3 separate regions of the Homo sapiens genome follow, and all the other regions are linked to region 2. The links are chromatin loops, found by intact Hi-C in ENCODE. Cell type or tissue: K562. All regions are shown on one strand.

Region 1 (8,000 bases), 550 kb before region 2:
TACTAACATAGTTTATGGTGAGAGACTTAATACGTTTCCTCTAAAATTGGGAACAAGGCAAGGATGACTACTCTCACCACTCCTATTTGACATTATACTAGACGTCCTAGCCAGTGCAATAAGACAAGAAAAAGGGAGAAAAGGCCTACTGATTATAAAGAAGAAATAAAATAAGGCCAGGCACAGAGGCTAAATAACTGTAATCCCAGCACTTTGGGAAGCCAAGGCAGGAGGATCACTTCAGCCCAGGAGTTTGAGACCAACCTGGGCAAGATGGCAAGACCCCATCACTACAAAAACATTTAAAAATTAGTCAGGCACCGTGGTGCATGCCTGTAATTCTAGCTACTTGGGAGGCTGAGGTGGGAGGATCCCTCAAGCCCAAGAGTTAGAGGTGGCAGTGAGCTATGATTGCACCACTGCATTGCAGCCTGGCAACAAAGAGAGACCCCCGTCTCTAAAAAAAGAAAATGAAAATGGTTTCTATTCACAGACATCTTGATTATCTACATTAAAAATCCTAAGAAATCTGCAAAAAAATAGCTACTAGAAATAATAACTGAGTTTAGATAGATTGCAGGAAACATGATTAACACACAAAAATCCACTGTACTTCTGTAGAGTAACATGCAACAACTGAAATAGAAATTTAAAAGATGATGCCATTTATAACAGCACCCGAAACTGAAATACTCAGATACAAACCTAACAAAATATGTGCACAATCTCTATGCTGAAAAGTAAAAAGTACTGATGAAAGAAATCAAATAGGCCCAAATAAACTGAGAGCTATACCATGTTCACAGCTAAGAAGATTCAATATTGTTATGTCAATCTTCCTCAAAGTGACAGTAGATTCAATACAATACAAATCAAGACCTCTGTAGGATTTTCTTTTAAAGACATAGAGAAACTGATTCCAAATTTATATAGAAAGGTAAAAAATCTAGAATAGCCAAGCAATTTTTATAAAGAAGAACAAAGTTGAAGGACTCTACTATCTGGTCTGAAGACTTACTAGAAAGCTACAGTAATCAAGACAGTGTGGCAGTGGTGAAAGAATAGACACCTATATCAATGGAACAGAACTGGGAATTCAGAAATAGACCTGCACATAGGTGGTCAATTGATTTTCAACGAAGGCACAAAGGAAATTCAGTTGTTGTTTTCAACAAATGGTTTCGGCAAAGATGGAGAGGGACTAGAACTCTCATACACTGCTAGTGGAAATGCAAAATGGTACAGACACTTTGGAAAACAATGTGGAAGTTTCTTATAATAAATTTGAACATACTCACTATAATATTCAGCAGTTCCACTCTTCAAAGAAAAAGTGGCTGGGTGCAGTAGCTGATGCCTATAATCCAAGCACTTTGGGAGGCCAAAGTGGGAGGATTGCTTGAGCCTAGGAGTTTAAGACCAGCCTAAGCAATATGGTGAGGCCCTGTCTCTACAAAAAAGGAAAAAATTGGCCAGGCATGGTGGTGTATGCCTGTGATCCCAGCTACTCAGGAGACTGAAGAAAGAGGATCGCTTGAGCCCAGGAGTTCAAAGCTGCAGTGAGCTGTGTTTGTACCACCGTACTCCAGCCTGGGCAACAGAGAGAAATCTTTTCTCAAAAGATAAAATAAAATAAAGAAAGAAATAAAAAGTGACATTCCTTCAAAAACCTGTACATGAATGTTTACAGTGGCTATATTCATAGTTGTCAAAAACTGGAAACCACCCAAATGCTCTTCAGCTATTGAATGGATAAATGATTGTACAACCATATGATGGAATACTACGCAGCAATAAAAATGAACAAACTATAATGATACCTACAACATGGATGAGTTTCTACTGCATTATGCTAAGTGAAAGAAGTCAGATTTAAAAGGACAAACATGTATGATTCTACTTATATGACACTGTGTCAAAGGTAAAACGATGGAGACAGAAAACAAAGCAGTAGTTGCCAATGGCTGGACTTGGGGGGAGGGCTGCTATGAAGAGGGATTTTGGGGGGCAATGGAACACTCTATATCTTAATTGTCAAAACTCATAGAACTGTATGCCAAAAAGAGTGGACTTTGTATAAATTTCAATAAAAAGAAATGGAGCAATTTACAGCTCACAACTGCAAACGATATTTACTGGGCATGTACCATTTGTTGGGGCTTCTGCTGGCCCTGAAGACACTAAGATTAAATGAGACAATCCTGGCTGGGTGCAGTGGCTCATTCCTGTAATCCCAGCACTTTGGGAGGCGGAGGTGGGCGGATCACTTGAGGCCAGGAGTTCGAGACCAGCCTTGCCAACAAGGTGAAACCCTGTCTCTACTAAAAATACAAAAATTAGCTGGGCATGGTGGTGGGCGCCTGTAATCCCAGCTACTCTGGAAGCTGAGTCATGAGAATCTCTTAAATCGGGGAGGTGGAGGTTCCAGTGAGCCGAGATTGCGCCACTGCACTCCAGCCTGGGCGATAGAGCGAGACTCAGTCTCAGAAAAAAAAAAAAAAAAAAAAAAAAAAGACAATCCCTTCAGTCAAATTGCTTACAGATTAATTGGGGGATAAGGCATGATGCTAAAGGTTTGGAATTGCTGATGAGGAGTATTGCAGAGGGGGCCTGTTGTGTAGTCACAGCGTGCCATGAGAGCACCTAAGGAGAGGTCTCACATTTAGCCAGAGTGGCCAAGATGAGAAATAGGCAGCTTCCAAGAGGACGAAATGCTTGAACTGAGTTTTTGTTTTTTGTTATTTGTTTTTTGTTTTTTGAGACGGAGTCTCACTCTGTAGCCCAGGATGGAGTGCAGTGGCACAATCTCTGCTCACTGCAACCTCCACCTCCCGGGTTCAAGTGATTCTTCTGCTGAGTAGCTGGGACTACAGGCACACACCCACCATGCCCAGCCAATTTTTGTATTTTTAGTAGAGTCGGGGTTTCACCATGTTGGCCAGGCTGGTCTCGAACTCCTGACCTTAGATGATCCGCTCACCTCGGCCTCCCAAAGTGCTGGGATTACAGGTGTGAGCCACCCCACCTGGTCTTGAACTGAGTTTTTAAGGGTAAAAAGGGAATTAGGTAGGCAAGGAGGGGCTACAGACCTTCCAGGTAGAAGAAACAGCACACAGGGAGGCTCAGGGTGAGACAAGCTGGGGCCTTCAGGCAACTATAACCACATTGGAGTGACAAGAGTGAAGGGAGCTGGAAAAGCTGGCAGGAGATTTGATTAGTGGGTGGAAGTTACAGATAATCAGTTAAAAAAAAAAAAAAGCTTTTTGTTTGTTTGTTTGTTTGTTTGTTTTTTGTAGAGATGAGTTCTTGCTATATCGCCTAGCCTGGTCTCCAACACCTGTCCTCTGATCCTTCTGCTTCAGTCTCCCAAAGTGTTGGGATTACATGTGTGAGCCACTCACTGCACCTGGCCTCAAAGATCTTTGTTTTTATCCAGAAGACAGTGGGACAGGTTTTAGGCAGAGTAAGGAGAGGGATCAGATTCACGCATTTTCACTGCAGTGTGGGCTGCAGTGTGGGACCAGAGAGGGGGGCTGCAGGCTGGGGGAACAGGGAGGAAGCTGGGGCAGGGATGCAGATGAGAGAAGTCCAAGCTGCGACCAGGTGGGGAATGAGTCTAAGGACAGTGTGGGGAGGTGTAGGAGTAGAGTGGCCAGAACTTGCCTTCCACCTGATGTTTGAGTATTTGGTCTCAGCACCTTTGTGCTCGCTGCTGCTTCTGCCTGGATTAACTTTTCCTAGATTCTCTGCATAGCTTGTTCCTTCCCATTCTTCAGGGTAGGTCGCCCTCAGAGGGGTCTTTCATGACTTACCCCACTCAAAGGAGACCTCTCCTTGTCACTCACTCTCACATTACCCTGCTTATTTCCCTCATAAGTATCGTGCTTGTTTATGGTCTAAATAAGAAGAGGGCTCTGGAGCAGAGCCTGAGTTCTAAGCCTAACTTGGCCTCTTATTAGGAGTGTGATCTTGAGCAAATTATTCATCTCTACGTGCCTTAGTTTCCTCATTTGTGAAGTAGGAATAAGAATAACTGCTTCACAGAATTGTCATCAGGACAAGATGGATTAATATATATAAAGTACCTAGAACAATCTCTGGCACATAGTAAATTCTGTATGTGTTAGTTTTTACTATTACTGTTTTATAAGGACAGAGATCTTATTGGTTTTCTTTCTTTTCTTTTTCTTTTTTCTTTTTTTGAGATGGGGTCTCACTCTGCTGCCCAGGCTGGGGTGCAGTGGCATGATCTCGGCTCACTGCAACCTCCACCTCCCAGGCTCATGCAATCCTCCCGTCTCAGCCTCCTAAGTAGGTGGGATTACAGGAGGGCGCCCCTGCGCCCAGCTATTTTTTGCATTTTTTGTAGAGACCGGGGTCTCGCCATGTTGCCCTAGGCTGGTCTCAAACTCCTGAGGTCAAGCAATCCGCCGGCCTCGACCTCCCGAAGTGCTGGGATTAGAGGCCTGAGCCACCACACCCGGCTCTAGTTTTCTTTAAAATTGTATCCTCATCTTCCTAGCACAGTGCTTGGCACACAGCAGGCACTTACATACTTGTTGGATTGTTGACTGAACGAAGAAAGGCACTTTCCCATCTCCACCAGCAGATGACGCATGTATACCAAGAAAAGTTAAAGCTGACTCGGCTCCCACACGGATCGGCCAATAGATGTCGCTGCAGCTCCCTGTGGGGAGGAACCAAGACTAAGCCAGTAGCAGGGGCTGCCCAAACAGAGCCCTGGACAAAGATCCCAAACGCAGGGCCAGAAGTTGTAATTGTATTAAAAAGCCAAAGTTAGCCAGGCGCGGTGGCTCATGCCTGTAATCCCAGCACTTTATGAGGTTGAGACGGGAGGACTGCTTGAGCCCAGCAGTACAAGGTTACAGTGAGCTATGATAACGCCACTGCATTCCCAGCCTGGGTGACAGAGGCCGACCTCATAAATAAATAAACAAATAAATCAGTGCCAAAGTTAAGAGGCTAAGACTAAATTGTGTTTTGCATGACCACATATTCTAAAACTGCATTTTCTTTCTGCTCGCTCACTTTGTAGACAACGGAGTCAGCCATCCTGGGATCTTATATAATCGAAACCCCAGTTTAATGATGGGGGGGTTGTGGGAGTCAAAGGAAGCACCCATTCAACGTGCAGAGGGGTAGGCCACAGAGTCCTGCGTGATGCTTCTTCCTCTGTGTTTTGTATTTCTGTGGGGGCAGGGGCTGGGAGAGCGTTCACAAATCTCTGTGCACCCTGACTGGGGACTTAAAGTGACTGGGTCTGGCCTCTGTCCTGTGGGAGCTTCTGGTCTGGTGCAGACAAGAGGCAAGGAAACCAGTCCGTAGAAAGAAAGCTCTGGGTGGTACAGCAGTAGGAGAAAGACAGCGGGGTCATAAAGACTGGGGGACTCCTGGGCTGTCTTGAGTGCTCCCTGTGTTGGGGAAGGCATCCTAGACAGAGGGTACTGTGTGAGCAAAGGCACAGGGCATGGAAGAGCTGGGCCCTATTACTAACATCCCCATAGTTTGGTGCAGCTGGAAAATAGGGTTCAAAGAAGGGGAGTGTATTCGTTATTTATTGCTGGTAGATTTGCTGGTCTTGTCTAGCAGTCTAGTACTTTTTCTTTTCTCTCCAGGTCTTGTCAAAAGTCATTGAAGTCCAGGGCCCAGCATCTTGGTACAGTCCTAGTTCTTCTTCTTCTTCTTCTTTTTTTTTGAGACAGACTTTTGCTCTTGTTGCTCAGGCTAGAGTGCAATGGCACAATCTCGGCTCACTGCAACCTCCCCTCCAGGGTTCAAGCGATTCTCTTGCCTCAGCCTCCCGAGTGGGCATGTGCCACCACGCCCAGCTAATTTTTTGTATTTTTAGTAAAGACGGGGTTTCACCATGTTGGTCAGGCTGGTCTTGAACTCCGGACCTCAGGTGATCCACCCACCTCGGCCTCCCAAAATGCTAGGATTACAGGCGTGAGCCACTGCACCCAGCCAGTCCTAGTTTATTCTTGCTCCAATGTAATGATTAATAGTGGCCCCTTTCACTCCCGAGTTTGCCAGCTTGGATGATCCCCTAAGTTAGGGGCCTCCCTGGGATCCCTGTGCTTCCATGATCACAGTGTCCTGTGTGTGTGGTCACCATCTTGATCGAGAACAGGAGCAGGATCTGGTTCATCCAGGTGAGCCTCATGCTCAGATGATAGAAGCTCAGGAAGAATGAGTTTAATGCCTGGGACCTCAGAGCCTGGAGGTCCAGACAAGCCCCTTTCTCCTCTCAGGGAGGGGAGACATAACTCCCAGCAGGGCCGCTGCCTGCAAGATGCTGGCATGGGGCTCCTGAGGCCTGTCCGGAGCCGCTGACAGAGGCTGAAGAGTCCTTCCAACCCTCTACGGCTCACTTTCTTATTTTCATCTTCAGGCTACCTCAGGCTTGGGACTGGCTCCTGGATGCACTGACAGGGTGGAGATAGCAAGTTAGGAGGCGGGGTGGCTCTGCCAGACGCTCAGACCCAGGGCAGAGCAGGGGTAGCCCTGGGGCATCCTGGGCTCGGGATCTGCTCCTGACAATCTGTGTGACCTGGACGAGCTCCTGCATACTCTTGGCCTCAGTTTCCCCACCCATCCAATGAAGGGTTAGTTGAGGGTCTGCATGGGCCTGGCCAGCTCCTGGCAAATCGCCCTGTGACAGTGCTGAGGGAAGCAGGTGGGGGTGGTGAGGCAGGGGTGAAGGGTGGAGGGGGGACTCAGAAGGCAGCCAAGTGTATTATTAGCACAGGAATATTAACTGCCCCCGTCACTTCTCCCAGTCTGGGAAAGGCCATACCCATAAATTAGGGCCGAGAGTCTGCCAGGCAGCGGCTTAATGAAGAAGGAGATGGACTTCAGGGAGAGCAGGCAGTGCCTTTAGAGGTCACAAGTCCAGCCCCAGCCTGGACAGAAGGAACCCGGAGCCAGAGGCAGGCAGGGGTGTCCGAGGCCACAGTGTCAGGCTGGGCCAGGAAGGCAGGGGCTGGTTCTGCTGTGGTCACTGCTGAATCCCCAGACCCTGGCACATAGTAGGGTCTCAACTGGTATTTCTGGCTAAGGACTAGGTGACATGACAAGTCAGGTGCTGAGTTCAGACTCAAACCCAGTCCTCTCGACTCTAGCTAGGTCCTCCCTGGTTCCCAGCCCAGGTCTGAGGGTGTGAGTAGGTGAGGGGGCTTGGAAGCAAAAGGCTTCTCAAGGAGACGTCTTTGAAAGGCAATTTCACAGTGTTTTTGAGGTCACAGAACCTGGGAAGTCTGCCACATTTCTCCAGGTGTGCAGCTGGCTTCACATCTCCCACGTTTCTGACAGTCATACACACCTGTCCTCTCCTCTCCTGTTCTTTACCATGCCTGCTCCTTAAGGGGACATCCTAGAGGTAGATTTCTTCCTCTGTCATTTGGCTTCTGCAGGCAGGCCCCAGGCCTCTGGGCCTCTGCTCACCTCACACTCCAACAGCACTCCCAGTGTGTGATCAGAGGAGGAGGCTGGCCATTTAGTGGGGTCCTGGCACTTCTGAGAAAGAGTCTGGAGTGGATGGTGTCAGGGAGTCTGGGCAGGGCCAGTCGGCTGCTCCATCTCACTTTTTACTGCAAGGCTTCTCCGGGCTCCCCTCCCCTTCCCTTCTCTCACTGCCCTCATCTGGCCATGGTGTTGGTTTGATTCCTCTCTGTGTCTCCAGTGCCCAGCATGAGGCCAGGCACAAAAAGGATGGGCAGAAGGAAGGAACAACCAGGCTTTACAAGCAGGAGGCACAGTGCAGTTGCCTGTGCCCCCATCACACCTCTCTACCTTCCTGACTCTTCCTTCAAGGGCAGAGGTCCCTCTAGCGCTTCCCAGTGGAGAATGTGGTGAATGTAGTAGATCCATTCTACCCCATACGCATCCTCCTACCTACCCCCAGCCATTGCTGGCCTTCAATCCTCAGGCTAATGAGATCTTCCTGCCTCCAGACCTTTGCAGAAGTTGGTACTTCTGAT
Region 2 (8,000 bases):
CACCCAGGCAAGGCCTTCTCAGGTGGGGGCCTGAGACCTGAGAGCTGAGGGTACCACAGGACCTAAGCCATTCCCTCCACTTTCCTTCCTGTCCTCTTCCTAGGAGGCAGTGCGTAAGTGAAACCCACCCAGGCTGAGTTCCAGGCTCTGATCAGCTACTTACTGACGGGCTGGGTGACTGGAGCAAGCATTAGGAGACTGAGCTGTTTGATTCCCTCTTGCCTTTATTCCACTCAACACACATCTCCCAGGAGTGTCCTATCTGCCTGAGCCCGTGCTGGGGCCTGGGACAGTTTCCACTCTGGGAGCTCTTGTGAGCTCAGGCTCTGGGCCATCGGAGAACTGATGCAGGGACTGTACCAGGCAGGAATGGGCTCTAGAAGAAGGAATGTGTGTGGCTCCAGGTCAGCGAGGGAGGTAATAGGCTCTGGTCCCTGCCCCAAGCCCACTTGCTCCTCTCCTGTGGCCGGGAGCTGCCCAGTCCCCAAACTCTGAGCTGTCCTCGCCACACTCCTATTGCTGTCACTGACAGCCCTCTCAAGACCTGGTCTGGAGGGACAGGGTCTGGGGGTTTTGGATCCCAGGGGTTCAGGAAAGAGAGCCTAAGCTTCAGAGACCCTTTGTCTCTGGATGGGGCCTGCTCTTGGTCTTCACGCCCCATGGGATTCTGGGGCCTGCCTGATGCCATCTTCAGAGGGCCATCCCCTTGTCCAGCCACCAACTAAATCTCCGCAAAGGAGAACTGCCTGCCGTGCATCCTCACTGCATGCTCACCTTCTGTTTCCCAAATATGAAGTTCTCCCTGATCAGTTACGTCTGTCAGATCAAGACCTCAGCACCCTCTGCCCACCCCAACCCCAAGGCCCCTGGCTCTGACAAGGCCCAAGAAGGGCTTCGTGGAGGCCAGATTTCCAAATCACTATCCTCTGAGAGTTTTCAAAGATCGAACTGTCTGAAAACATCTTAGACCTCATCCAGATCTTTCTATCCCTGGTCTCTACCTTCTCTTCTCTGGGAAGTCATGCTGGGGTCTCCCCACAGCCTCTTGCTGCAGCCTGTCTTGCTGTTCTGGCTCCAGCTGGGGCCTGCTATGCTCAGTCAGTGACTTTCATCCTTCCTGCCATTTGCAGAGACATCCTCAGGATCCATGTTCCAGTGATGCTGGGAGAAAGAGAGGCCCGGGCACCCCAGCCCCCACTGGCCTCAGCGCCCCTCTGAGCTTCATCCCTCGCCACTTCAGACCCAAGGGAGCAGGCAGCACAACTGTCAAGATCGTCCTGAAGGAGAAACATAAGAAAGGTGGGGACTGGACCCTCCTCCAATCTGTGAGGCAGGGAAGGGGGGCCCTGACTGCTCCCACCTCCCACCCCCAACCCCCTGAACCCTCTCCTCAGCAGTTCCCTAATTCCAACTTGGCCATGAGCTTGTAGACTCGGAGAACGCCAAAACTGAATGAGGGTGCTCTTAAAGATCATCAGGTTCAAACCCCCATTTGACAGATGAGGACACTGAGGTTCAGAGTATTGAGTAAGAGACAACTAGTTCTGGAACAGTACAAGATTTTTTTTAGCATCTACCGAGTCTTTGCTGGGAAGAGGGGCAGACAGAACAGATAGATGGGAAATGGAAAATGGTCTCTGCCCTTGAGGGGCTCATAGACTAGTTGGGAAGACAGACAAGTAAATAAATGACTTTAATATAAGGAAGTGTGCTGAGGGACAGTTTTTGACAAAGGAAGGAGGGAGCAGAGCGAGGCTGCAGGAGGACAGTGGGGATGAAGTAGAGAAGGTGGCCAGATGGGCAGCCATGGCCACAGAAGGGGAGAAAAGAGACCTCCTTGCAGGGTGCCCTGATGGCTGGAGAAGGAAGAGCTATGGGGCTACTGAGTCCTGGCCCTGCCTTGTTCAGATGGGACACTGAGGCAGAGGGGGGAAAGGGACCTGCCAGGGCTCACATGACCAGGTGATGACGAAAGTTGACCTCAGTTCTCCTACCACAAGATCAGCACTCTCCTTGCTCCCGCAGAAGTGCCCTGAAGGGTGAGGGAGGACTCTTCATCTTCAGTAAGTTCCTTCTGGGCCCATCTCAGCTCTGAGTGCTGCAGTGGGCAGTGTCAGGGAGAGGGGACAGGTTTTATACCCTGGCCTATGCTTTGCAGGCAGTGTGGCTAGGCAGGACTGGTAAAGTGAGGGCTCCCCAAGGGCCCACCCCACCCGCTGCTGGACCAGAGGCCCTGGCCAGGTCTGAGGCCCTGATCCTCCTTCCTTCTCACCCTCCTTATTCAGCCTGTGTGCATGGCGGGAAGACGTACTCCCACGGGGAGGTGTGGCACCCGGCCTTCCGTGCCTTCGGCCCCTTGCCCTGCATCCTATGCACCTGTGAGGATGGCCGCCAGGACTGCCAGCGTGTGACCTGTCCCACCGAGTACCCCTGCCGTCACCCCGAGAAAGTGGCTGGGAAGTGCTGCAAGATTTGCCCAGGTACACAGGGGCACTGGGAGCAAGGAGGGCGCTGGCCAGAGTGAGCCCTGGGTCTCTCTCCCCAGGGCCACAGACACTTGGAGCATCTCAGACATGGAAGGGCATGCATCGGTGCCACAGGATGCAGGGCATGTCAGACACACAGGAGTGGAAAATGTCAGATGAAAATATTAAATGGATAGAACCATGCGGTGTCAGGATAATAGATTCAGAGGTTGTTAACATAGAATCAGTAATGTTCCGGATTCCATGAAGTCACAACATTTTAGAATATTAGAGCTTTGAAGAGGTACAGCCAACGTTTATTGAACACTTCATGAGCTTCTTGTCTCTCCAGAGGACAAAGCAGACCCTGGCCACAGTGAGATCAGTTCTACCAGGTGTCCCAAGGCACCGGGCCGGGTCCTCGTCCACACATCGGTATCCCCAAGCCCAGACAACCTGCGTCGCTTTGCCCTGGAACACGAGGCCTCGGACTTGGTGGAGATCTACCTCTGGAAGCTGGTAAAAGGTGAGTGCTGGCCCACTCCCAGTGGGGTGTACCTCTGGCCAGTCCCCCTTCCCGTGCCCCAGACCCCACAGGGGCCTTAGGGACGTTTTGCTGATCAGGTGCCTCTGGCTGCCCCGCCAGGTTTAAGAGCCCCTGATTCCAAGATGCAGGAAGATAGTGAGCCTGACTGGTTCTCTACAATTCTGATAAGCTCCTCCTGCTAATGCCAAGGCTCGATAGTGCTCCCTCTCCTGGGGGGAAGGCGCTGTTGCACCTTGTGAGGAGCCAGGCAGGGAGAAATAGACAGATGTCTAATGGCAGGATTTTAGCACTGGGAGCGGGGGTCTTCTCAGGCAGGAGGGCCCTCACAGCATCCTCAGAGTAGGAGGGCCTGGAGGCTGGCTGTGTTCAGCCTTTTTAAGGTGGTGGATCTTATCACTCCCAGGTAAGTGGACATCAGAACCACAGTTCTCATTCTGTGAGAAACCCACCCTCTTCAACAATCTGCTGCTATCACCAACTGAAGGTCAAGAGGAGTTTTTTCTACTTTTTTTTTTTTTTTGAGACAGGGTCTCAGTCACCCAGGCTGGAGTGCAGTGGCATGATCTCGGCTCCACTGCAACCTCATTCTCCTGGGCTCAAACGATCCTCCCATCTCAGCCTCCTGAGTAGCTGGGACCACAGTTATGAGCCACCACGCCCAGCTAATTTTTGTATTTTTTTTGTAGAGATGGGGTTTTGCCATGTTGCCCAGGCTAGTCTGGAACTCCTGGACTCAAGCAATCCTCCGGCATCAGCCTCCCAAAGTGCTGGGATTACAGGCGTGAGCCACGACACCCAGCAGGTTTTCATCGATAAGGAAATTGCTGAAAGTTCAGTTTCGTGGCCTTTCTTGTAAAACATAAGTCCTCTGGGTAGAGTGAACTGTTAAGCCATGATCCAAATTAAACTCTTTTAAGTGTGAATTAGCTCTAAAGTTCCTTTCCTCTACTGATGGTTTTGGCTGGCGGGGTGGGGGTGGAAGAGGGAATGATGATAAGAAAAATGACAATGATAATAATAACCAATGTGTGTAGCACTTTGGAGTTTACAAAGTGCTTTCACATTCACTATCTCATTTGATCCTCAACGATCCTGAGAGTTAGATATTATTATCCCCATTTTACAGATGAGGAAACTGAGGCTCAGAGAGGTGAAGTACCTGGCCCAAGGCCACACAGCCAGTAAGTGGAGGACGGGAGCTAGAGCCCATGTCTTGTGGCGTCAGATGCGGCTCTTTCCCTGCTCTACTCTGCCCCCTGTCGTAGGAGGAATGGACGAAGAAAGTGGAGCTGTTCAGCCTGGAGAAGAGAAGACTCAGGGGGACAGGACTGCTGGCTTCGTGGCTCTGAAGGGCTGTCCCAGGCAGAGGGAGCAGCTGTGTTCTGAGTGACCGCAAGAGTCAAACAACAAGCAGGGGCTTTGGGTTCGAATCCTAACTCTGCCAGTTTGAATCCAGACTCTGCTATATCTTAGCTGTGTGGCCTTGGGCAGTCACATGATCTCTCTGGGCCTCAGTTTTCTCTTCTGTAGAGTGGGGAAGAGGGTTTTTAGAGGATTAAATGACATGACATCGGTGCAGCCCCTGACATACACGAGGCACTAAAAATATCAGTCTTCTCATTCCACCATATCAGGTTGGTGAGAAATGCAGAGAGGCAGCTTTCAGCTCCAAGAGAAGAAGAACTTTGTCACACTTAGAGGCTTCTGCCAGTGGAAGGGAGGGAGCAAGCTCCACTTACGAGAAGCGTGCAAGCAGGGGCTGGTGGGGATTCCGTCTGCAGCTGGGGAGTTAGATTCAGTAACCCTTAAAATTTTTTGAGCCTTAAGATTCCATCAGTCCCAGCTGGGCCTGGTGGCTCACACCTGTAATCCCAGCACTTTGGGAGGCCAAGGTGGGCGATCGCTTGAGCCCAGGAGTTTGAGACCAGCCTGGCCAACATGGTGAAACCCCATCTTTACTAAAAATACAAAAATTAGCCAGGCATAGTGGTGGGCGCCTGTAATCCCAGCTACTCAGGAGGCTGAGGAAGGAGAATCACTTGAGCCCAGGAGGTTGCAGTGAGCTAAGATCGTGCCACTGCACTCCAGCCTGGGTGACAGAGTGAGACTCCGTCTCAAAAAAAAAAAAATAATAATAATAATAATAATAAAAAAAAGATTCCATCAGTCCCTGGGCAGGTTTTGGCCACATGTTTACTCTGGGCCTCTCTCTCTCCGCTGCCCCCAACTAAGTGCCGGGACATGGAGCATAATAGGCCCCAGCCTCTGTCCTTAGGAGGCTTAGTGACCTGGGTGCAGTGGAGCTTATTGGGAGCTGAGCTGGTCAGGGAAGGCTTCGTGAAGGATGGGCCTCAATGATGTAAAGAGCCAATGAACAGATAGTGTCACTAAAAATTAAAATAAGTAAGTAAATAAATAAAGAGGCAAAAAGGGTACACTGCAGCCAGGATGACAGTGAGAGCCTCAAACGCTGGCTCCAGAGCTCACGCCCATATGCCCTGTGCTCTGTGATTGGTGTGTAGCAGGCACTATGTATAATGTATCTCATTTAATCCTCTTAAGAAACCTAAGGGGCACGTATTAATGCCCCCATTTTGCAGGTAAGAAAACTGAGTCTGAGAGGTCAAATGACTTACTCAAAGTCACACAGTTTAAGCAGTAAAGCAAAGATTCAAATCCAGCTCTGACTGTCCCCAGTGCCACCTCCACAGAGGTGACCTCGTGCTTTTAGGGAGGATGGCCAAGGTGTGCCAGGATGGCACAGTGGGGGCATAGCTCATGGCCAATCTCATTGTCACCAGGCCCAGCAGAAAAGGAAAAACAACTTCACAATGCCAGGCCCTGCCATCCTGTCACTAGCAAACCGCACCCCATCTCCTCACCCTGTGGGTTGCCTAAATGCCCCATCAGCCTCCCTGTTCCCTCCCTGTCCCAGACCGTGGGAGTTAAAACAAACACTACCCAGGGTTGATTGTCAGTGGGAACCACTCACTGTTTCCCCAGTCCAAGGAACGGAAACAAAGTGAGCAGGCAGATGCTAGGTGAGGCCACACCACGAGGGGCCAGCCCCAGACACAGGAATCTAACCAGATAGTTGGCTTAGGGTTAAGGGCCTTTTAGATTCTAAAGTTTCACAGTAGAAAGGATGTCGGGGTCTCAATTCCAAGCCCTGTCTAGGAAGGAAGCCCCCCTGCAGCCTCCTGATGGCTTGATGGTATCTGGCACCTGACTGTACATACCCCCACTCCTACTCCAGATAGGTGACACACTTCCAACACTGTGAATTGCTCAGCCCAAAGGGCATCTGACTTCACACTGAGCTGAGCCTATCCTGTGTCCCTGGACTTGCCCATTGGTGCCAGCTCTGCTTTGAGGATCCACAGAGCCTACCTGCCCTCAGACCTGCCACAGCCCTTCAAAGGGCAAGAGGCACAACCATGACCCTCAGGCTAGCTCTTGATTCCAGGCCAGAGACCCAGTCCTTTCAATTATGCTTTAATGCTTTACAGACCACAGTGTGGGAACCCGCCCTCATCCCTGCCACCTTCTCTCCAATTTTTCTGTAACTCGGGAGCATGCAGTGGCAGGCCTGTGCCGAAGGACCCATCCCCATCTCATCTCATGCTTGTTGCCTGCCGCTATGATATAATCCCTGGGCCTTTGGAGTTTCTTCCATATCCTGGTCCTTGGCATCTGGGCTGGGGGGGTCCATGGACAGTGCTGGACATTTCCTGATTCCTGGAACTCAGTCCCAGGATTAGGGTTTTCTGTTCCCCTTGGCGGTAATCCCACGCTGATTCCCATAAGCAGGGCCAGTTCTTGGTCTTCTTAAAGGCAGTGCTGGCCTAGCAGAGGCCTTGCTGGTTGCATCTGTTCTTTCTGGCCAGAGACCTTGGTGGGTAACAGCTGGTGCAGCCTCACAGCCCATGTGCTCAGGGCCTCAGAGCCATGTGTGGTGCCAGTGGCCAGCACCCCATGAGATGCAAACATCAGGGGATCCAGCTAATACCTCATTCCCCCTTGGGGCCTGGCCTAGACTGGGTATGTGGGGTGTGTGTGTGTGTGTGTGTGTGTGTGTGTGTGTGTGTGTGTGTGTATTTGTTCATCTATCTATCCATCCATCCATCCATCCATCCATCCAGGGATTCATTCATTCTACATGCCAAATGTGGGCCAGGCTCAAGGGACCCAGAGAGGAGAGCCCTCTGGGAGTCCCCAGTCTGGTAGAGGAAGCAGGAGTAGACACAATGAGAGCACATTAGAAACAGGCACAATCACAGATGGAAGCCAGGTGCTGTGGGTGCCCCAAGGAGGAATTGCCTCGGGTGGATTAGGGAAGACTTCCCAGCTAAGGCTTGGAGCACAGGTAGGAGTTCATTTGGTGCTAATAGTAGAAGTCGTGGCCAGGTGCAGTGGCTCACGCCTGTAATCCCAGCTTGTGCTTTGGGAGGCCAAGGCAGGTGGATCATTTGAGGTCAGGAGTTTAGCATGGCTTACATGCTAAAACCCAGTCTCTACTAAAAATACAAAAAAAAAAAAAAATTAGCCAGGTGTGGTGGCGGGCACCTGTAATCCAAGCTACTCAGGAGGCTGAGGCAGGAGAATCGCTTGAACCCGGGAGGCAGAAGTTGCAGTGAGCTGAGATCATACCATTGTACTTCAGCCTGGGCAACAAGAGTGAAACTCCGTCAAAAAAAAAAAAAAAGAAAAAAAAGTAGAAATAGAAGGCAATAGTAGAAGATATTCCAGCAGAGGGAACGGCATTTGAAAAGGCTTGGCCTCCTCAGGGGACGTCAAGTACTTGGTTAGGGCTAGGGCACAGGCAAGCCACTGTAACTCTGCCACTTGCTAGTTCTTTGGTATCTGAATAAACACACCTATTGATTTTTATCATATGTTCTATGCCCTGAGAAAAGCGTGACCAGTTCACATGAGCCAGCCAACCTTCCTTCCTCCCTTCCTGCCCTCCTTTCCTTTTTCCCTCCTTC
Region 3 (8,000 bases), 170 kb before region 2:
GATGGTATTTTATAGGTTATCTTTAGTAGTAGGAAAGTGTCTTTCCTCCCAAATGGCAGCATGAGCATAAAGAACTAAGAAAGCATACTTGGATTCTGTGTAAATGTTAGCTACCTTTCCCTTGCTTAATTCAAGTGTTCTTGTAAGAGCTATCAGTTCAGCTAGTTGAATGCTTGTGCCTGGGGAGAGGGGTGCACTTTCAATGTCATTCAGAGTGTACATTGCATATCCCACCTTACAGACTCCTTGTTCCACAAAGGAACTTCCATTTGTGAAGAGCGTCCCATCTGGATTTTCTAGGGAAGTTTCCCTGAGAGCTTCCCTGGCTGCATAGGTCTGTACCACAACTTGTTCACAGTCATGTTCAGGTTCCTCAGTTTCCTTGGGGAGGAAAGTGGCTGAGTTTAGGCAAGAGCAAGTTTTTAACTGGATTGTAGACCCTTCTAATATCAGAGCCTGATATTTAGGGAGTCAGCTTTCTGTTAGCCAAGGGCATCCCTTAGAGGACAGCAATCGTGCTACATTATGTGGGGTATAAACAGTTAAGCTATTTCCCAGGGTTAATTTGGTGGCCTCTGGTATCAGTAGGGCCACTTTGGCAATGGCTCAGAGGCATGATAGCCATTCTTTAGCCACCAAATCAAGTTCCTTACTTAGGGAGCCCACTGGCTGTTGAGCTGGTCCTCGGGCTTGAGTTAAAACTCCCAGGGCCATTCCCTTCCTTTCTGATACAAAAGATTGAAGACCCTCCCTATGGGAAGGCTGAGGACTGGTACCTTAAGTAAGGCTTGTTTTAACTAATTAAAGGCCTTTTGAGCTTCAGGTTCTCAGGTTAGGAAATGAGTTTTAGCCACTTGAGTTTCTTTCTTTTTTTTTTTTTTTTTTTTTTTTTTTTTGAGACGGAGTCTTGCTGTCACCCAGGCTGGAGCGCAGTGGCGTGATCTCAGCTCACTGCAACCTCCACCTCCCGGGTTCATGCGATTCTCCTGTCTCAGCCTCCTGGGTAGCTGGGAATACAGGCGTGTGCCACCATGCCCAGCTAATTTTTGTATTTTTAGTAGAGACGGGGTTTCACCATGTTGGCCAGGATGGTCTTGATCTCTTGACTTCATGATCCGCCCACCTCGGCCTCCCAAAGTGCTGGGATTACAGGTGTGAGCCACCGTGCCTGGCCTTGAGTTTTTTTTATGAGGTGATATAGGGGGTAAACTATCTCACCATACCAAGATGAGTTTGCAGAATCCTGTAATGCCCCCAAATCCTCTTAGTTGCTTGAAGGTTTTAGGGAGGGGGAAGGAGGAAATTGGCTTACTCCTTTCTTCCCCTAATGCTCTGGTCCCTTCAGACAACACTACACCCAGGTACTTCACTGAGGTTTGGCAAAGCTTGATGTTAGATTTTGAAACCTTATATCTTCTGTTGGCTAAGAAATTAAGAAGAGCTTCACTGCCTTCCTGAGATGCTTCCTCAGTTGGGGCACAAAACAGTATGTCATCTACATATGGCAAGACCCTGACCTGAGGATGGGAAAACTCAGAGAGGTCCTTTGACAGTACCTGTCCAAACAAGTGGGGACTGTCTCAAAATCCCTGAGGCAGCACTGTCCATGTTAACTGGGCATCTGGCCAGAGGGATCTTCGAAGGCAAACAGGTATTGAGAGTCAGGATGTAACGCTATATAGAAAAAGGCATCCTTTAGATCTAGGACTGAACCATTTAGTTCCCTCAGGTATTTGGGTTAGCAAAGTATAGGGATTAGGGACCACTGGATGAGTTGGAACTATGGCCTTATTAATGATGTGGAGGATCTGATCTAGTCTCCATTCTCCATTGGGTTTTTGCACTCCTAATATTGGGGTGTTGCAGGGGCTGCTACAAGGTTCGAGGAGGCCCTGCATTTTCAGGTTATTAATAATGGCTTCTAGCCCCTTCCTAGCCTTGGCTTTAGGGGATATTGTCTCTGGTTAAGAAAAGCAGTGGGATCCTTAAGATGGATCTGAACTGGCCTATTTTTCCTTGAGTTGCTCACCCTTCTGGATTAATAATAGCTTCCACCTGGGGGAAACAAAGAGTTTGTCTTGGGGCTATAAGGATGCTGGCCCCCATGCAAGCTAAAATGTCTCTGCCTAATGAAGGAGTGGTACTTTCAGGCATGAGTAAGAAGGCATGAGTAAATAATAGGTCCTCCCAACTACAACTAAGGGGTTGAGAAAAATATCAGGTTAGAACTTTACCTGAGATGCCCATCATGGTCATGCTATGGGAAAAGGGGATTAGGGAGAAGAGGGATGCTGGTTCCAATGTCTAGAAGAAGGTCCACCTTCCTTCCTTCCTTCAATTTTCAGAATCACCTGGGGCTCCTGTGCAGTAATGACAGTTTCAGCTGCTGGAGCCAGGGGTCTGAACCCCAGGACCCAACAGTCCTGTTGGACCATCTGTGAGACTGGTTCTGAACCCAGTGACCTCCATCTCCAGGGGCAGTCTGATCTCCAGTGGTCCCAACCACTGGCTGGACATGGTTGGGGTGGCTTCTACTTGCTGCCTGGGCACTCCTTCTTAAAGTGCCCTGACTTGCCACACTGGTAGCAACTAATGGATACACCTTGGGGATCCTGGACTTTGCAAGTTTGCAAAGCAGCTACTAGAGCCTCTGCCTTCTCTCGCGTTTCCTCTCTTTCTCCAGGGCCGCCTTCTGGTCCCTATTATGAAAGACCAAGGTAACCACCCTCAAGTGGTTTTTCAAGGTGCTATCTGGTCCTATAGCCTGCTTCTACAGTTTCCTTCTAATATTGGGAGCTGCCAGTATAATAAACTTGTCCTTGAGGGTTAGCTGTCCCTTGACTGAGTAGGGGATAAGGAGGTGTGTTTTATTAGTGCTTCTCTCAGCCTTTCCATAAAGGCTGCAGGATTCTCATCTGGCTTTTGGTTTATCTTGGACAGTTTAGAGTAATGAAGAGGTTTGGCTCTCCTAGTTCTTTATAGGCCCTCCAATATGCACATTAATAAGTGTTTCCTTTTCCATTCATTTGTGGAGTCATCAGGGTTCCAAATCAGGGTTGTCAAGAGGTACTGCCTCTCTTCTCTACTGGGAATGATGGTTCCCCTATCTCTTCACCTTCCCTATTTTCTCTTTTCCTTTTTGGCCTACTGTAAGAAACATACTGCTTGTCTCCAAATTTCTCTGATGCATGCAGAGCTGCCTGCTTTTCAGCTGCGGTTAGGGTTTGGCTTAGGAGCAGCATAACATCTCTCCATGAGAGGTCAAACACCTGAGTTAAATTTTGGAAAGCTTCTTTATACCTATCGGAGTCATCAGAAAATCAGCCTAAGTATCCCTTTATTTGCCTAAGGTCATGCAATGAGACAGGAACTTGAACCCTAGTGGCATCACCTCCATTGGTCATTTCCTGCAGGGGTAAGAGTGAAGCTGGGGGAGTGGGGAATTTTGGAGATAGTGGAACTAGAGGAGCTGATGGCACAGTTGGAGGGGGCCCTAAATAAGGGGGACAGGAAGAGCCGGGACACTCAATAGCTGCCTGAAGTTGCTTTTTTAGTTTTGGGGAATCATTACCTTTTGGATTGCCTGATATGACTGCTAAAAGAGCTTGGTTGATTGTCCAGTGCATGCAAAGGTCTAGTAAGAAGGCCATGCCCTTGTGCAAAAGCAGTTTCAGGATTAAAGGAGTCTCAGTGCTTCAGAATGCACTTGAGCGGGGTGCAGGCTAAAGATGGCTAGAAAGCTAGGGGAGACAAGGAGTCCCTTATTCCCCTCCTTCCTTTAGAATGGCCCAAGGTAGACAGGAAGACAATGGGAGCATCCCCCAACTGTTTTCCCTTCTTGGTTCCCTGAGCCTCGGCATCTGTTAAAAGGTGCTACTCTTGGATGCAGGCATGTCCCTCAGGCATGGATCTAGAGAAGCTAAGTGATGGATTTAGTCACACTCACCCATGCAACTCTAATCCTCCACTGGTGATTTCCCTTTGACTTCCTAACTTCTGTGATCTATGTGGCTACCTGATAGATGGCTCTTGGGAAAGACTATATAACAGTTGTATTTGCAAGGCCCTTTAATGGAGAGAGTGTACTGGGTTGAGCTCTATACTGCTATTATGGCCTGGACTAAAATATTTATTGTTAGGCAGTGGTTCTGGTTAACTTTAAGACATTACATCCCCTTACTATTTAAGTACCATTTTAATGAGAGGCAGAATAAGTGCCTTAAAAGAATGTAGGAACTGAATGGTGGTTTTCCTGCTGATGGGACAATATCAAAACTAAAATTTGGTTTTGGAGGGCATTTTCCTCCTCATTGTTGAGTTTTCCCATTCACAGAAGGAGCATAAAGCCTGGCCTCTAGTAGAGGAGTACAAAAGGGGAGGAGAATTGGAAAACTAGAGTGTTTAGGCAAAGGGCTGACAAGGTACCTCATGGAGAGGATTTCTATTCCACTAGGTGGTGCTGTAGACCTTGAAATACCATGTGATCTCCAGAGCAAGCGGGGAGAGAGATGCTCACTGCCAGGGAAAGGGAGATCCTTTCTATTCCTAGAAAATCACAAAAATGGCAATCCTTTGCATTATATTCCTGGTTACTATGGCATTTGCTGATGCTATCTAACAGGATTATTTCCCTGAAGTGTAAAAATTCCCACAGCATTTCATACAGAGAGGGGATAGGAGACATGGCAGTCGACAGGAAAGAAGGAAAAATGCAATAGGAAAAGCTTGGAGATCCTGTTACTGATGCTCAGTGGGCAGTCAGAGTCTGAGGTTAATCCAGAAGCCTTCGGGTAACACCTGGGTGTAGCCCTGGCCAGGAACTATCAGTTGCCTCTGGACCTCTTCCAGCCCCATGCAATAGCTAGGCTCTCCATGAAAGGAAACTGGTTTGAAACACAGTCAACATTCCCAGCACCCTGAGGGTACCGAGGGATTCACTAAGTTCTCCCGAGCAAGCCTGTTGTCTAAGTCTTGAGATGGGTGGCATTCCCTAAGGGCATCTAGGTGGCCATCAGACACCGAATGTTTTTGGTTTTATTTTAAAATGGAGGGCAGAAGGCCCCAAAATGAAAGTAAAGATTTGGGGTCTGCTCCTATACTCACCCTTCTGATGAATCTACCTTGGATCCCAGATGGGCCCCACAATGAAGTGGCCTCATTGTTGGGGGTGATACCCGAGGTTTGTTGTCTCATGGCTGAGGAAATCAAGGACCTGGGCACACAAAGAGTGAGGTTAAGAGTGGAAGTTTAATAGGTGAAAGAGAATAGCTTTCTGCTGGAGAGGGGGATCCCAGAGAAATGGCTTGTCAGATCTGTGGTTAAATGCAGGGGCTCTTATAGGTGCCTGATGAGGAGGCAGTATCTGATTTACATAGGGTGTGAAAGATTGGTTGGACCAGGTGTGCCATCTGCATAGGGTATGAAAAACTCATTAGAACTAGGTTTGTCATTTGCATAGGGCACAAAAAAATGGTCGCCCCCATACTAATCTTCTAATATGCAGGCAGGTCCTCTGCCTGGCCTGCACCATGTTGCCCATCCCTTTACTGTACACATATTAACAAAAAAAGAAAAGATGGAGCCTCCATGTTGGACATGCCTGGCTCCCAGGTAGCCCTTTTCTATTGGCACAACTGCTGGCATTCCCCCATGCAAACTTCCAGCTTGCTTATCTATGTTTTCAGCTCAGTTTTTCAGGCTGCTCTTTGTTAGAAAAAAATAATTTCTTGGGCTGCTTCTTGCTAAAAGGGAAGCTTTGCTGAGGACTCTTTTACCCTATCTGCCTAAATAATTTCTTTCTACCTCCTGTATCAGTATGTTGCCTCTTTGTTCTCCTTTAGTTTCAAAGAATATCTTGATTTCTCCCTTAATTTCATTATTTACCCAAAAGTCATTCAGGAGCAGGTTTATTTCAATGTAATTATATGGTTTTGAGCAATTTTCTTAGTATTTCTATTTTATGGTGCTGTGCTCCAAGAGTGTGGTTAGTATGATTTCATTTTTTTTTAAAATTGTACTGAGGATTGTTCTATATCTGATTGTGTGGTTGACTTTAGAATATGTGCCATGTGCAGCTGAGAAGAATGTATATTCTGTTGTTTTGGGGTGGAGTGTTCTGTAGATGTCAATTGGGTCCATATGGTCAAGTATTGAGTTCAGGTCATTAATATCTTTGTCAGTTTTCTGCCTCAATGATCTAATATTATTATTGGGGTATTCATGTCCTGCACAATTATCGTATGTTTATCCAAGTCTCTTTATATGTCTCTAAAAGCAACTTGCTTTTTGAATCTGGGTCTCCTCTGTTGGATGCATATATATTTAGGATAGTTCTTGTTGAATTGAGCTCTTTACCATTATATAATATCCTTCTTTGTCTTTTTTTTTTTAATCTTTGTTGGTTTAATGTCTGTTTTGTCTGAGTTTAGAATAATTTCAACAACCCCTGCTTTTTTTCTCTTTTCCATTTGCTTGGTAGATTTTTCTCCATCCGTTTGCTTTCAGCCTATGGGTGTCATCACATGTGAGATGGGTCTCTTGAAGACAGCATACCATCAGGTCTTGCTTCTTTATTCAACTGATCACTCTGTGCCATTTAGCTCATTTATATTCAAAGTTAATATTGATATGTGAGGATTTGTTCATTATTATGCAGACTTGTTCATGTGGTTGCTTTATAGTGTTAATGGTCTATTTACTTAAGTGTGTTTTTGTAGTGGCCGGTAACAGTCTTTTCTTTCCAAGTTTAGCACTCCCTTCAAGACCTCTTGTAAGGCATATCTGGTCGGATAGTAATGAAATCCCTTAGCATTTGCATGTCTGAAAAGGATCTTATTTCTCCTTCACTTACAAAGCTTAGCTTGGCTGGATATGAAATTCTTGGTTGGAAATTCTTTTCTTTAAGAATGTTGAGCCCAGCGCAGTGGCTCATACCTGTAATCCTAGCACTTTGGGAAGCTGAGGCAGGTGGATCACTTGAGGCCAGAAGTTCAAGAGCAGACTGGCCAATATGGTGAAACCCTGTCTCTACTAAAAATACAAAAAATTAGGTGCGGTGACGCATGCTTGTAATCCCAGTTACTTGGGAGACTGAGGTATGAGAATCACTTGAACCTGGGAGGCGGAGGTTGCAGTGAACCAAGATCGCACCATTGTACTCCAGCCTGGATGACGGGAGCAAGACTCTGTCTCAGAAAAAAAAAAAAAAAAAAAGATTGACTATAGGCCCCCATTCTCCTCTGGTTTGTGCTGAAAGGTCTGCTGTTTGTTAGTTGATGGGTTTTTTTTTGTAGGTGACCTGTCCTTTCTCTCTAGCTGCCTTTAACATTTCTATCATTTTGACCTTGGAGAATCCAATTACTATGTTTCTTGGGGATGGTCTTCTTGTGTAGTATTTCACAGGGGTTCTCTGCATTTCCTGAATTTGAATGTTGGCCTCTATAGCAAAGTTGGGGAAATTGTCATGCATGATAACCTGAAATGTGTTTTCCAAATTGCTTGCTTTCTCTCCTTGCATTTCAGGGATACCAATGAGTCATATTTTTGGTCTCTTTACATAATCCCATATTTCTCAGAGGTTTTGCTCATTCTTCCTTACTATTTTTTTATTTTGGTCTGACTGAGTTATTTTGAAGAGCCAGTCTTTCAGCTCTGAGTCTTTCCTCAGCTTGGTTGATTCTGCTGTTAACATTGCAGTTGTATTCTGAAATTCTTAAAGTGAGCTTTTCAGCTGTATCAGCTCACTTTGCTTCTTTCTTAACATGGCCATTTCATCTTTCATCTCCCATATTATTTTATTTATTCCTTAGATTCCTTGTATTGGGTTTCAACTTTCTCCTGAATGTCAGTGATCTCCATTCCCATCCATATTCTGAATTCCATTTCTGTCATTTCAACCTGTTTAAGAACCATTGCTGGAGAACTAGTGTGGTCATTTGGAGGTAAAAAGACACTCTGGCTTTTTGATTTGCCAGAGTTCTTGTCTGGTTCTTTCTCATCTG

Evidence for each region. Hi-C counts contacts between places; a loop is a spot of excess contacts. Peaks named below come from ENCODE experiments on the same cell type or tissue, not always from the same donor. Only the 100,000 strongest peaks of a DNase experiment are listed, where the experiment ranks them.
Region 1: a loop joins it to region 2, with 3 times the contacts of the local background. A loop is called at or near these places in 4 of 110 quality-filtered maps.
Region 3: it touches region 2 in a loop (11-fold over the local background); 11 of 110 quality-filtered maps call a loop at or near these places.

What each region holds. Positions count from the first base shown.
Region 1 is chr11:75,245,473-75,253,472 of GRCh38, reverse strand. No RefSeq gene overlaps it. Among named protein-coding and RNA genes, the nearest start is that of TPBGL, 8.7 kb to the right of the region's middle. In K562, CTCF peaks have their summits at 4,637 (motif pointing right) and 7,861; DNase peaks (open chromatin) are centred at 4,672 and 7,882.
Region 2 is chr11:74,697,785-74,705,784 of GRCh38, reverse strand. It overlaps CHRDL2 (chordin like 2), which reads left to right. Exons shown (of 11, transcript NM_001278473.3): 7 at 1,131-1,299; 8 at 2,286-2,480; 9 at 2,818-2,991. LOC124902713 reads left to right here and starts at 4,204. Exons shown (of 2, transcript XM_047427990.1): 1 at 4,204-7,115; 2 at 7,117-7,480. The coding sequence starts at 6,961. The coding sequence ends at 7,441. It overlaps LOC124902714 (a long non-coding RNA gene), which reads right to left and starts at 1,136. Exons shown (of 2, transcript XR_007062777.1): 1 at 1,002-1,136; 2 at 207-376. RefSeq lists enhancers at 5,625-6,125, 7,962-8,000. In K562, CTCF peaks have their summits at 3,224 (motif pointing left) and 4,273; DNase peaks (open chromatin) are centred at 3,214 and 4,254.
Region 3 is chr11:74,867,130-74,875,129 of GRCh38, reverse strand. The region is part of intron 10 of XRRA1 (X-ray radiation resistance associated 1); the gene reads left to right. Among named protein-coding and RNA genes, the nearest start is that of XRRA1, 78 kb to the left of the region's middle. In K562, a CTCF peak has its summit at 4,442 (motif pointing right); a DNase peak (open chromatin) is centred at 4,469.